Linked DNA regions of Homo sapiens: region 2 is linked to region 1. Evidence: read pairs that join two places in POLR2A ChIA-PET (ENCODE). Cell type or tissue: A673. All regions are shown on one strand. Links, peaks and the distances in the headings refer to the core of each region. The heading gives the core; the rest is flanking DNA. Region 1 overlaps ANKHD1-EIF4EBP3 (ANKHD1-EIF4EBP3 readthrough). Region 2 holds the start of LOC112267855.

What was found. Peaks named below come from ENCODE experiments on the same cell type or tissue, not always from the same donor. Only the 100,000 strongest peaks of a DNase experiment are listed, where the experiment ranks them.
Region 2: POLR2A ChIA-PET joins it to region 1 with 7 read pairs; 2 of 35 experiments call an interaction of 5 or more read pairs at or near these places.

Annotation. Positions count from the first base shown.
Region 1 is chr5:140,472,620-140,477,999 of GRCh38, reverse strand. The region is part of intron 10 of ANKHD1-EIF4EBP3 (ANKHD1-EIF4EBP3 readthrough); the gene reads right to left. All of the region lies in intron 10 of ANKHD1 (ankyrin repeat and KH domain containing 1), which reads right to left. Among named protein-coding and RNA genes, the nearest start is that of EIF4EBP3, 72 kb to the left of the region's middle. In A673, for the core only: no CTCF peak of the experiment used is centred there; no DNase peak of the experiment used is centred there.
Region 2 is chr5:140,589,815-140,595,194 of GRCh38, reverse strand. LOC112267855 reads left to right here and starts at 133. Exons shown (of 9, transcript XM_024446282.2): 1 at 133-280; 2 at 651-696; 3 at 831-950; 4 at 1,401-1,542; 5 at 3,094-3,171; 6 at 3,443-3,525; 7 at 4,045-4,131; 8 at 4,204-4,320. The coding sequence starts at 686. RefSeq lists an enhancer at 1,321-2,270. In A673, for the core only: no CTCF peak of the experiment used is centred there; a DNase peak (open chromatin) is centred at 3,034.

The DNA of each region.
Region 1 (5,380 bases), core at 320-5,319:
GTTTTGGTGTGCACTGGTAACTCAGTTTCTACCGTGTAATTTTTACTGTATTGCCTCTTAACCCCATGAATTTTATAAAAGTATTTTCCTGGCTTGGCGCGGCGGCTCATGCCTGTAATCCCAGCACTTTGGGAGGCCGAGGCGGGTGGATCACAAGGTCACGAGTTCAAGACCAGCCTGCCCAACATGGTGAAACCCCATCTCTACTAAAAATACAAAAATTACCCAGGCGCGGAGGCAGGTGCCTGTAATCCCAGCTACTTGGGAGGCTGAGGCAGGAGAATTTCTTGAACCCGGTGGGTGGAGGTTGCAGTGAGCTAAGATGGCACCACTGCACTCCAGCCTGGTGACAGAGTGAGACTCCGTCTCAAAACAAAAAGAAAAAGTATTTTCCTTCAATTTCTAAATGTATGGAATTAAAGAAGACTTTATTGTTGATGTGTAATTTTAAGGCAAGAGAGATCAGAGAATGTAGTCCATGTGATGAAGATTCAGGAGTTTCTTCGGACTTCTCTGTGGCCTAAAACATGGACAATTTTTATAAATATTCCATGTATTGGAAAAGAATATAAAGTATATTTACTGGAAACAGAATGCTAGCTTTATGAAAGATAAAAAATTGTTTGATTTTTAACAATCATTTTATGTTTGATTCATCAGTTTCATTGAGAAGTGTGTGAAAAAAATCCTACCACTACAAATGCAGATCTGACCATTTCTCTTGCAATTTTGCAGTTTTATATTTTATTTGGATGGTAGATTGTTAGTTACTGATTGGTAATTATTTTCTCAGTTGGAGGAGTATTCATTTCTAAAAGTGCTTTTGGCTTAAAATTCCATTTTGTCTGATATTAATATTGCTTTACATAATTTTTTCCCATCACTGTCAAGCTTTCCTCATCACTTTGCTTTAGGTTTGTCTCCTGCAAACAGCATTTGTTACATTTTGATTCTGACTCTAATTCAGAAGTCTCTGCCCTTTAACAATTGAGTGTAATAGCTTTATATTTGTTCTGATTACGATTCTATTTTTCTTTAAAAAAAAACTTTATTCAGTACCTTCTCCTCCTGAACAACAACAAAAGACTCTAGCGTGGCTTTTAAACTCTCTAACACATCCTTCTGATTTCCTGCTATTGTTTTCTAGAATTTTAGTACTACTTTGGTTTTAAACATTAAAATTTAGGTTTTTAAACTCAAACATTTGTATTTATAATATGTTTTATCAATTTCTTTGCTTACCGTAGTTTCTTGTATCCCACGCCTTCCTCCAGGACTCACTTTTCTTCTTACTGATGTATATATCTTTTAGTAGTTCTTTTGTCAAGGGTCTAATGATGGTAATTCGTTTATTCTTTGTAGATTTGAAAATATGTTTATTTTTTCCTTCTCTAGAATGGTACTTAAGTACAGAATTCTGTATTGTTATTTTATCTTGGTATTTTGAGGATATTACTTCCCATCATCTTCTGTAATTTATTATTGCTGATGAGAAGGTCAAAACTTTGATGGTTGTTTTTTTGTAGGTAATGCGTTTTTTTCCTCTGATAGCTTTTAAGACATTTTTCATTATCCTTAAAGTTCCACAGTTTCATCTGTTCTGCTTAGTGATGGATATGATTCTTCAGTCAAGGATTCATGTCTAGTCACAATGCTAGAAAATTCTCCACCATTCTCTTCAAACATTTCCTCTCCCCTCCATTTCTATCCTCTCCTTCAGGAACTTCTAGTAGATAATATGGTGGAGCTTCTAATCTATTCTCTTTCTCTCAATTTCTTTTTCATATTTTCTATCTCTTTACTATATTTCATTATATATTTTATTGTATTATTTCTTGTTTTATCACTCATTCACTAATGCATTCAACTGTGTCTAATATGCTGTCTTACCCTATATATTGAGGTTACCCCCCAAAACTTTTAGTTTTATTTTATATCCACCTGTTCTTAATACGTAATTATCAGCTTTTGCTTTATTATCTCACATTGTTTTATGGCTACTGGTCATAGTTTAAAATAAACATGTTCATAATTCTCAAGATTAAAGTTTATTTCAATTTCCTTGAGTGTATTATATTTTGCTTTTTGTTTGTTTACATTTTGACTATCTTTCTTGATAAAGATTCGCTCTCCAGCTTTATAATTTTTTTACTGAGGAAACTCATTTTGATGGGAGGTGTTTTGTTTTAGTTTCTTTTCCATCCACAGATGTACTCCTCATCAGATGTTTTGGAAGTTCCCTCAGTCTGGCTCTTGGAGTCCATTTCAGAAGTAGATATTTTGCTGGACACCTAAGGTTCTTGTCTCATAGAGATATTTCACTTCTGTTCCCTAAATCAAGAAGGTTGTCCTCCAAGTTTTTAGTTACACAGTTGTCTCTGTTTCTTCCATTAACGACAATTTGCTAATTTTTCCCCCCTTTTTTTTAGTTTTTTTGGGTTTGTTTTGTTTTGTTTTTTACATACAACCTGGATATGACAATTTGCTAATTTCTAACCATAACCCTAGATAGTTGATCAAATATTTTTTTATCCATTTTGGTTCACAGGTAGGGCAATAAGATGCCGGTTCCTTGCTTTATTCAAGTAGACTAGATCTACTGATGTACTACATGTGAAATGCATTCATTCCCTATTCCTCTGCACATGCTGAAATCTCAGCCCCCATTGTGTATTTTTTTAGCCCTTAATTCTCCTTGGGACTACAGCTTAAACTGTGGATCCATGCTGCACTTCTAGTCCACGGAGATCTTTAATCCTGTTGTTTTGGGGCACGACTACATATTTTTAGATTCATTTTTCTATATACTAATAATGACTTTACCTTCTTGACTGAAGTCATTTGTACTTATATTTAAACAACCTGGAGAGAGCTGAAAAGAACTCATTCAATACACAATAACATAGAAAGAGAGAACTTGGCTTTAAAAGAAATGTATTAGGAGTTTTGTGTATTCCATAGGTAGTTTTAGATTTTTAAGAAATTGACAGAAGTTTCCTAGTTTTAAGTAGTAAAGTTAAAAATATGTATATACGCTATTCCTTAATAAAAAAGTTAAAAAGTGGAAGGTAAGGTCACATTTAAAGTTTATTAAGGTAAGGTAATTACTAACAGTTGAAATACATTGATAAGTAGATTACTAGAGCTCATAAGCTCCCTAAAAATATATCTATAAAAAATACACTACAAGTCTGGGCAAGATAGCAAGACTTTGTCTCTGAAAAAAAATTTAAAAATTAGCCAGGCATTGTGGTGCATACCTGTAGTCCTAGCTACTCAGGAGGCTGAGGAAAGGGGATGCCATGAGCCCAGGAGTTCAAAGCTGCAGTGAGCTATAATCACGCTTTTGTACTCTAGCCTGAGCGACAAAGTGAGACCATCTCCAAAAAAAAAAAAAAAAAGAAGAAAAAAAAAAGGTTCTGATGAATGAGCACTGTAAGAAAAAATGTGGAATTTTTTCTATTTGGCTTTAGATAACAAAATTTTATTTTAAATTAAGTTTATTTTATTTAAAATAAGTTAATTTCCCTTAAAAAATCACAGCCACAGGGCACCCAAGACATATATTTAAGGACTGTAACTATACCACAGAGGCAATGTCTTTTGGAGTTGGAGGGAGGACATTCTCTAAGGAGAAAGACCAAAATCACAGAGAAAAGGAGGGAGACTGTTTGATACTGTACGTACTAGAGGATTCCAATACTCTTCCATGGGGAGTATGTTCCTTCAACCCACCACTGTATATTAATCATTACCTTAGTGATCTACTATTACTGATTGGATTCATACCCCTCAGGAGAACTGATATGGATAAAAGGTTAAGAGGCACTGGTCCTAAGGCTTGTGTTTAGCACATTTTCTAAAAATCACAAGTAACAGAGAGAAAAACCAAGTTTATTCAATTTGGATGGAGGAAAAATGATCGATTATAAAGCAAAGATGGAAAAAGAAAAGAACTCAGCAATGATGCAGAATAATCTGTATGGCCTCTACCAATGTCTCAAAGTGTAAAATATGGAGAACTTGTCATCAGAATCTCCTGAGATATTAGTTCAAATGCAGACCCCCTATTTCAGATCTATGGAATCTGAACCTGTAAACGTGGGGCTGCAAAACTCATTTTTAAAAAAATCCTGTTTTGAGACTTGCAGCTAGAGAGAAAGATTTACAATTACATTTCATCTAACAAATCCAGGGAAAAACAATTACTTTGATCTGAAATAACACTCAGCTTTACATTCTTGATAGGAGCCTATAATATTATACAAACTGAGTAGAAGCTCACATGTTCACATCACATTTTGTAAAATAAACTTACTTACTTCAAAGTAGAATAAATATATCCAGCCTGGACAGTACAGTGAGACCTCATCTCTATAAAAATGAAAAAAATTAGTTGGGCATGGTGGCACATGCCTCTAGTCCCAGCTACTGGGGAGGCTGAGGCAGGAAGATCACTTGAGCCTGGGATGGGAAGGCTGCAGTGAGCCAAGAGCACACCACTGCATTCCAGCCTGAGCAACAGAGTGAGACCCTGTCTCAAAAAAAAAAAATTTAAAAAATTTTTAAAAATCTCAACAGAATAAATAAAACAGCTTCTCATTTAACAAGCCAATGATGAAGACACTTAATAAGCATCATGATTAAGAGGGGTTTAGAATTAAGAAACTTAGGCCAGGCACGGTGACTCACGCCTGTAATCCCAGCACTTTAGGAGGCCGAGGCGGGTAGATCACAAGGTCAGGAGTTCGAGACCAGCCCAGCCAACATGGTGAAACCCCGTCTCTACTAAAGATGCAAAAAATTAGGTAGGCACGGTGGCACGCGCCTGTAATCCCAGTTACTTGGGAGGCTGGGGCAGGATAATCGCTTGAACCCAGGAGGCAGAGGCTGCAGGGAGCCAAGATTGCAGCACCACTGCACTCCAGCCTGGGCAACAGGGCGAGACTCTGTCTCAAAAAAAAAAAAAAAAAGAAACTTAGATGGCCTAAGTTATTTGTGATCTAATCACAATTCATTAATAATTTTAAAATTAAAAACTGCTCCTGATTTTAAATAAATCTCTTTGGATTATAATGGATATTAAATTTATTTGACTTTTAAAACCACTGGGCACAAATTCACACATTTTTTCAAAAGAAATATTTCCTATGAAAAAATATTCACCTTCTTAAAAACCAATTTCAGAATAGTAGGAGACAATTTTAAGAAGAAAATTTTAAACTTCTAGTTTATAGAAATTAGGGCATAAACTATATAGTAAACGTTTTGCTAAACTAATTTTTTTGTTTATTTGAGTATTATTTTTAAAACAATCCAATATATTAATATCACTCTGAGTTTCAGATTTTTGATGAACAAAGTTGAATGCAAAGGACTT
Region 2 (5,380 bases), core at 133-5,132, 120 kb before region 1:
AAAAGAAACTTATGCAGTGTTCTCTCACAAGAGAAGGGAATGTCACTTCCCTTAGTAGGTTACGAGGTCCAGATCCACCCCTCCCTAGCCCTCAGATGAGATTCATGAATTATTGAGGGGAAGCTGAGAGGCATAGAGGGCATGGACTGTGGAGAGGTGGTGAGCGCAGGGGCTGGTTTGGCCCAGGCAACTCAGCCTCCTTGAGGGGCCCTCATGGTCTCTCCCAACCCACATGCCATGCTGACCGTGGTGGTAGAAGTGGAGTCGGGGAGGGGTTCAGGTAAGATGCCCTCCCCATTTATACTCAGAAGGAATGCAGTCCAGGACAGCCTCTTGGAAGAGGGGGAGGGTTAGGCCACCTTAGGTTGGAAAACTGAGGCAAAGTTTGAGGGCAGAACTCAGGAATCCCAGAGCCAGTTTTCCTCATGAGAGCTGATATGCAGTCTACCTTTCTCAGGCCCTGAGGACAGCTGTAGCCCCACACACCTGGTGGGGCCCACAAACCTCTGTTTGCTTCATTTTGGGACTCTAGAGACTCAGGTGGATGGGCGTTGTGTGTGTGTTGGGGTGGGGGGTGGGGGGGAGGGGAGTGGGGCGGGGAGTGCAGGGGAAGATGGGAATATCATGGTTGACCCCAGCCCTGCCCACAGGAACAAAACTTCACCTTTGACAGTCCTGGGCCCTGATGCTGCTCAGGTAGGGAGGTCTGGGAGGGTGATGAGAGGAGGGTGGGAGCCCTCAGGCCCCTGGATCCTGGAGTGCCAGCTGCCTCCAGAGCTCCTTTGCTCAGGGCACCTGAGTCAGTGGACTGTGCCTGTGTGTCCCTGCAGGAGGCAGAGCAGGAGCTGCTGGCACGTGTCCAATCCACACTGGGCTCTCTGGGCCGAGGGTACAGTGTGGCCCTGTTGCTCCGGGGGAGGGAAACAGAGGCACCCCGACTTGTGCCTCAGGTGAGTCCCAGAGGAGCCACCAGGGCGCAGGCCTCATGCAGCTCAGGGGTTACCTTCCCCGGAGACTTCTGAGAATCTTCCCTCCCCACATCAGCCCTCACTGGGGCTCCTACAGCAAGCATCCTGTTGGTCCCCGCAAGATGTTTTGCCAAGGTCAATTTATGCAGCTACTGGGAGGTCATGGAAGGTGGGAAGGGGCCGGGCGTGGTGGTTCACACCTGTAATCCCAGCACTTTGGGAGGCCGAGGTGGGTGGATCACCTGAGGTCAGGAGTTCAAGACCAGCCTGGCCAACATGGCAAAACCCCATCTCTACTAAAAATACAAAAATTAGCTGGGCGTGGTGGCGGACACCTTTAATCCCAGCTTCTTGGGAGGCTGAGGCAGGAGAATCACTTGAATCTGGGAGGCAGAGGTTGCAGTGAGCCGAGATCATGCCATTGCACTACAGCCTGGGCGACAAGAGCAAAATTCCGTCTCAAAAAAAAAAGGCGTTTTTCGGGAGTCAAGATGGCCGAATACGAACAGCTCAGGTCTACAGCTCCCAGCGTGAGCGACGCAGAAGACGGGTGATTTCTGCATTTCCATCTGAGGTACCGGGTTCATCTCACTAGGGAGTGTCAGACAGTGGGCGCAGGACAGTGGGTGCAGCACACCGTGCGTGAGCCAAAGCAGGGCGAGGCATTGCCTCACTCGGGAAGCGCAAGGGGTCAGGGAGTTCCCTTTCCTAGTCAAAGAAAGGGGTGACACACGGCACCTGGAAAATCGGGTCACTCCCGCTCCAATACTGCGCTTTTCTGACGGGCTTAAAAAACGGGGCACCAGAAGATTACATCCCGCACCTGGCTCGGAGGGTCCTATGCCCACGGAGTCTCGCTGATTGCTAGCACAGCAGTCTGAGATCAAACTGCAAGGCGGCAGCGAGGCTGGGGGAGGGGCGCCCGCCATTGCCCAGGCTTGCTTAGGTAAACAAAGTAGCAGGGAAGCTGGAACTGGGTGGAGCTCACCACAGCTCAAGGTGCTGGAGAGGATATGGAGAAATAGGAACACTTTTACACTGTTGGTGGGACTGTAAACTAGTTCGACCATTGTGGAAGTCAGTGGGGCGATTCCTCAGGGATCTAGAACTAGAAATACCATTTGACCCATCCATCCCATTACTGGGTATATACCCAAAGGACTATAAATCATGCTGCTATAAAGACACATGCACACGTATGTTTATTGCGGCTCTATTCACAATAGCAAAGACTTGGAACCAACCCAAATGTCCAACAATGATAGACTGGATTAAGAAAATGTGGCACATATACACCATGGAATACTATGCAGCCATAAAAAATGATGAGTTCATGTCCTTTGTAGGGACATGGATGAAATTGGAAATCATCATTCTCAGTAAACTATCGCAAGGACAAAAAACCAAACACCGCATATTCTCACTCATAGGTGGGAATTGAACAATGAGATCACATGGACACAGGAAGGGGAACATCACACTCTGGGGACTGTTGTGGGGTGGGGGGAGGGGGGAGGGATAGCACTGGGAGATATACCTAATGCTAAATGACGAGTTAATGGGTGCAGCACACCAGCATGGCACATGTATACATATGTAACTAACCTGCACATTGTGCACATGTACCCTAAAACTTAAAGTGTAATAATAATAAAATTTTTTTTAAAAGCTGGAAATAAAGCCAAAAGTATACCAAAAAAAAAAGGCAAAACAAAAAAATTTTTTTTTAATTAAAAAATAAAATAAAGGAAGATGGGCTGATAGGGTGAGGGTTAGAGAGGGGTGGCATGAAAAGATCAAATATCCAGGGAGATCTGATTTTCACAGTTCATGGTGAATACTAATTATAAGCTTGGAAGCTTTATTGTGGGGGCTTCGTCAAAATGCCCCCAAACCAAAATAGCTGCCTCAGAACTTGTCGTGGATCCCTGTGCAGCAAACAGCAGATCCCACTGAGGATGTCTGCTCACTTTCTGGCTTGCTGTGAAGAAGAAGACTGGTGCTATTTCTCTCCTGGATACCATGTCCCCAGTAGTATGGGGCATGACTCAGACTTCATGCTCAGGAAATGCTGAAGGACAGATTCATGCTTTCTTAATCCTCATTGAACGCTTCTCCACTTTAGCTGCTGCAGATGCTGTTTGAAGAAGCTCTGCCCCTCAGCTGCTCTGATCCTGTGCTTAGCACTCTTAGCCTGGTGCAGGTGAGACCCTTGAGGGAGGGGAGAGAGTGGGACCTGGGAACCAGGGCCAGGGCAATGTTGCAGAAGGAGCCCGAGGTTTGTGGGGAGCCAGAGAGTGTGTGTCCAGTCTCACTCTACTGCTCACTGGCATGGGCGTGCCTCTCTGAGGTCTCCTCTCCTCTGACTGCAAAAAGGCTGAATTCATGGTGCCATGTTTGGACCCCAGGAGGATCATGTGAGCTGAAAGTAGGGAAAGGTTCAGTTTGTAACAAGTGTGCTTGTGTGACCCCAGTTCAGCCCCAGTGGAAGGACCCAGGACCTGCTCTCTCCAGGGGTGGAGAACCTGTCGGTGCTGGACGTGTCCCCTCTGGGCTTGTGAGTGTTCAGGGCCCAGTGGAGTCTGAGGGTGCTTGTCTTAAGGCATGGCTGCCTCCCTGAAGCCGAGCTTTTGGGGGTCTCCACCCACTGCCATCCCAGGGGAAGAAAGCTCTGAGCTTGGGGTCATGCTTACAGGGTCAGGGGCTGCTCTCAGGATCCCCTCCCACCCTCTTCCTTAATCTTATGTGCCCATCCCTCTCACTCCCCTCACCCCACTTACAACTCTTCAACTTACACCACCTCAACTCTATTCCCCAGCCCCATGTCCTGACTCAGTCATTGTCACACTGGGTGATTTTGAGCATCTCACTGAGCAGGACTTCAGTTTCTCCATCTGAAAATGGGAGTGATCTCAACTACCCTGTTCACAGGAGGGAAAATAAAATCATGAGGATGAGAAATGTTTAGGGAGGTTATAGGCTATGGGGACCTCCAAGGGCTCCCCACATGGAGGTTCTGGGGGTCTGGACAGAACCCTGGTGCTTCGGAGCTGAGCTCAGCCTCTGCTTCCTCCAGGGTGGTAGAAGATGCCACTGAAGTGGAGGTGTCTGACTCAAAAGCTGCCTCAGAGCTGTACTTGCAGGCCACCGCAGGTGAAGGCAGGTGAGGGCAGGAGAGTATCTGTCACCCCATCCCCGCTAGGCATTTGGCCTGAGTCCACCCTTTCCTCCACAGGGCCTGCTGTCTGCTCACTCTCACCATGTCCTGCCCAGGGCCTGACCCTCCTGAGGGGCCCGGGACCCAGCGTGTGTGGCAAGGGGCTCTACGGATCCTACAGCTCCCAGGAGCCCCGTAAGTCTGAGGGGGCCTTCTGACTGCATTGAAGGGTGAGGTGGGGAGTTGAATTACAGATGGAAAGGCCCAAGGTAGCATCAAAGTCTCTCCTCTCCTCAACCCCATAATAAGAGCATCCCAGAACACAAGTTAAGCCCCGTTGTTGGCAGATGATGTGGTCAAAAGCAACTGGATAGAGAGTTAGTGAAACCAATAAATAAAAATAAATATTTCCCAGCCTGGGCAACCTGCCAAAACCCCATCTCTACAAAAAATACCAAAAAAAAATAGTCAGGCATGGTGGCACACATCTGTAGTCCCAGCTACTCAGGAGGCTGAGGTGGGAGGATGGCTTGAGCCCAGGAGATTGAGGCTGCAATGAGCCATGATCATACCACTGCACTACAGCGTGGGTGACAGAGTGAGTCTCAAAAAATATAAATAAATAAATAAATATTTCCAGCCACTGTTTTTTTTTTCATATGTTGATAAGTGCACCAGGGACATTTTTTTTAATGCAAAAGTTAAATGTATTTTATCTTCATTCTATTATTAGCAGATAATAAAAATAGCTGCTATTTACAGCAAAATATCATGTAATTTTAGATTCATCACTTTTTATTCCTATGGAAAAGCAACACTGGCATGTATTGTTGCTGAAGGTGAAGCAGCTTTTTGATTCTCTTCTGTTCCACTCTGTGTTCTGAGATGTGTATCAGACACCGGCCATACACCCCAGATGTGCTCGGGGCACAGCCTGGCCCTACGGAGCACTCTAGTCTGCAGGTGGGCACCTAAGGCCCTACCATTCCCGCTTCTTATTGTCATATTTACTTAGTTCTCAGCACCTCTGTCCATCTTTAAATGACTTAAGCAAGAGTACATTACAGTAGCTTAGATGTTCCTAAGCTTCCACAGAGCACATCCCATCTGTGACAACGATTCAGAAAAAGAACAAAATTTCTTTTATTCTTAAGGGTACACAGCATAAGAGAACAGCTTAGGCAGTTTACTGTAACTGATTGTCCTGATGTCCTTATCCATAAACTAAAAAATCCCCACAGAAGCTTCTGTAAGT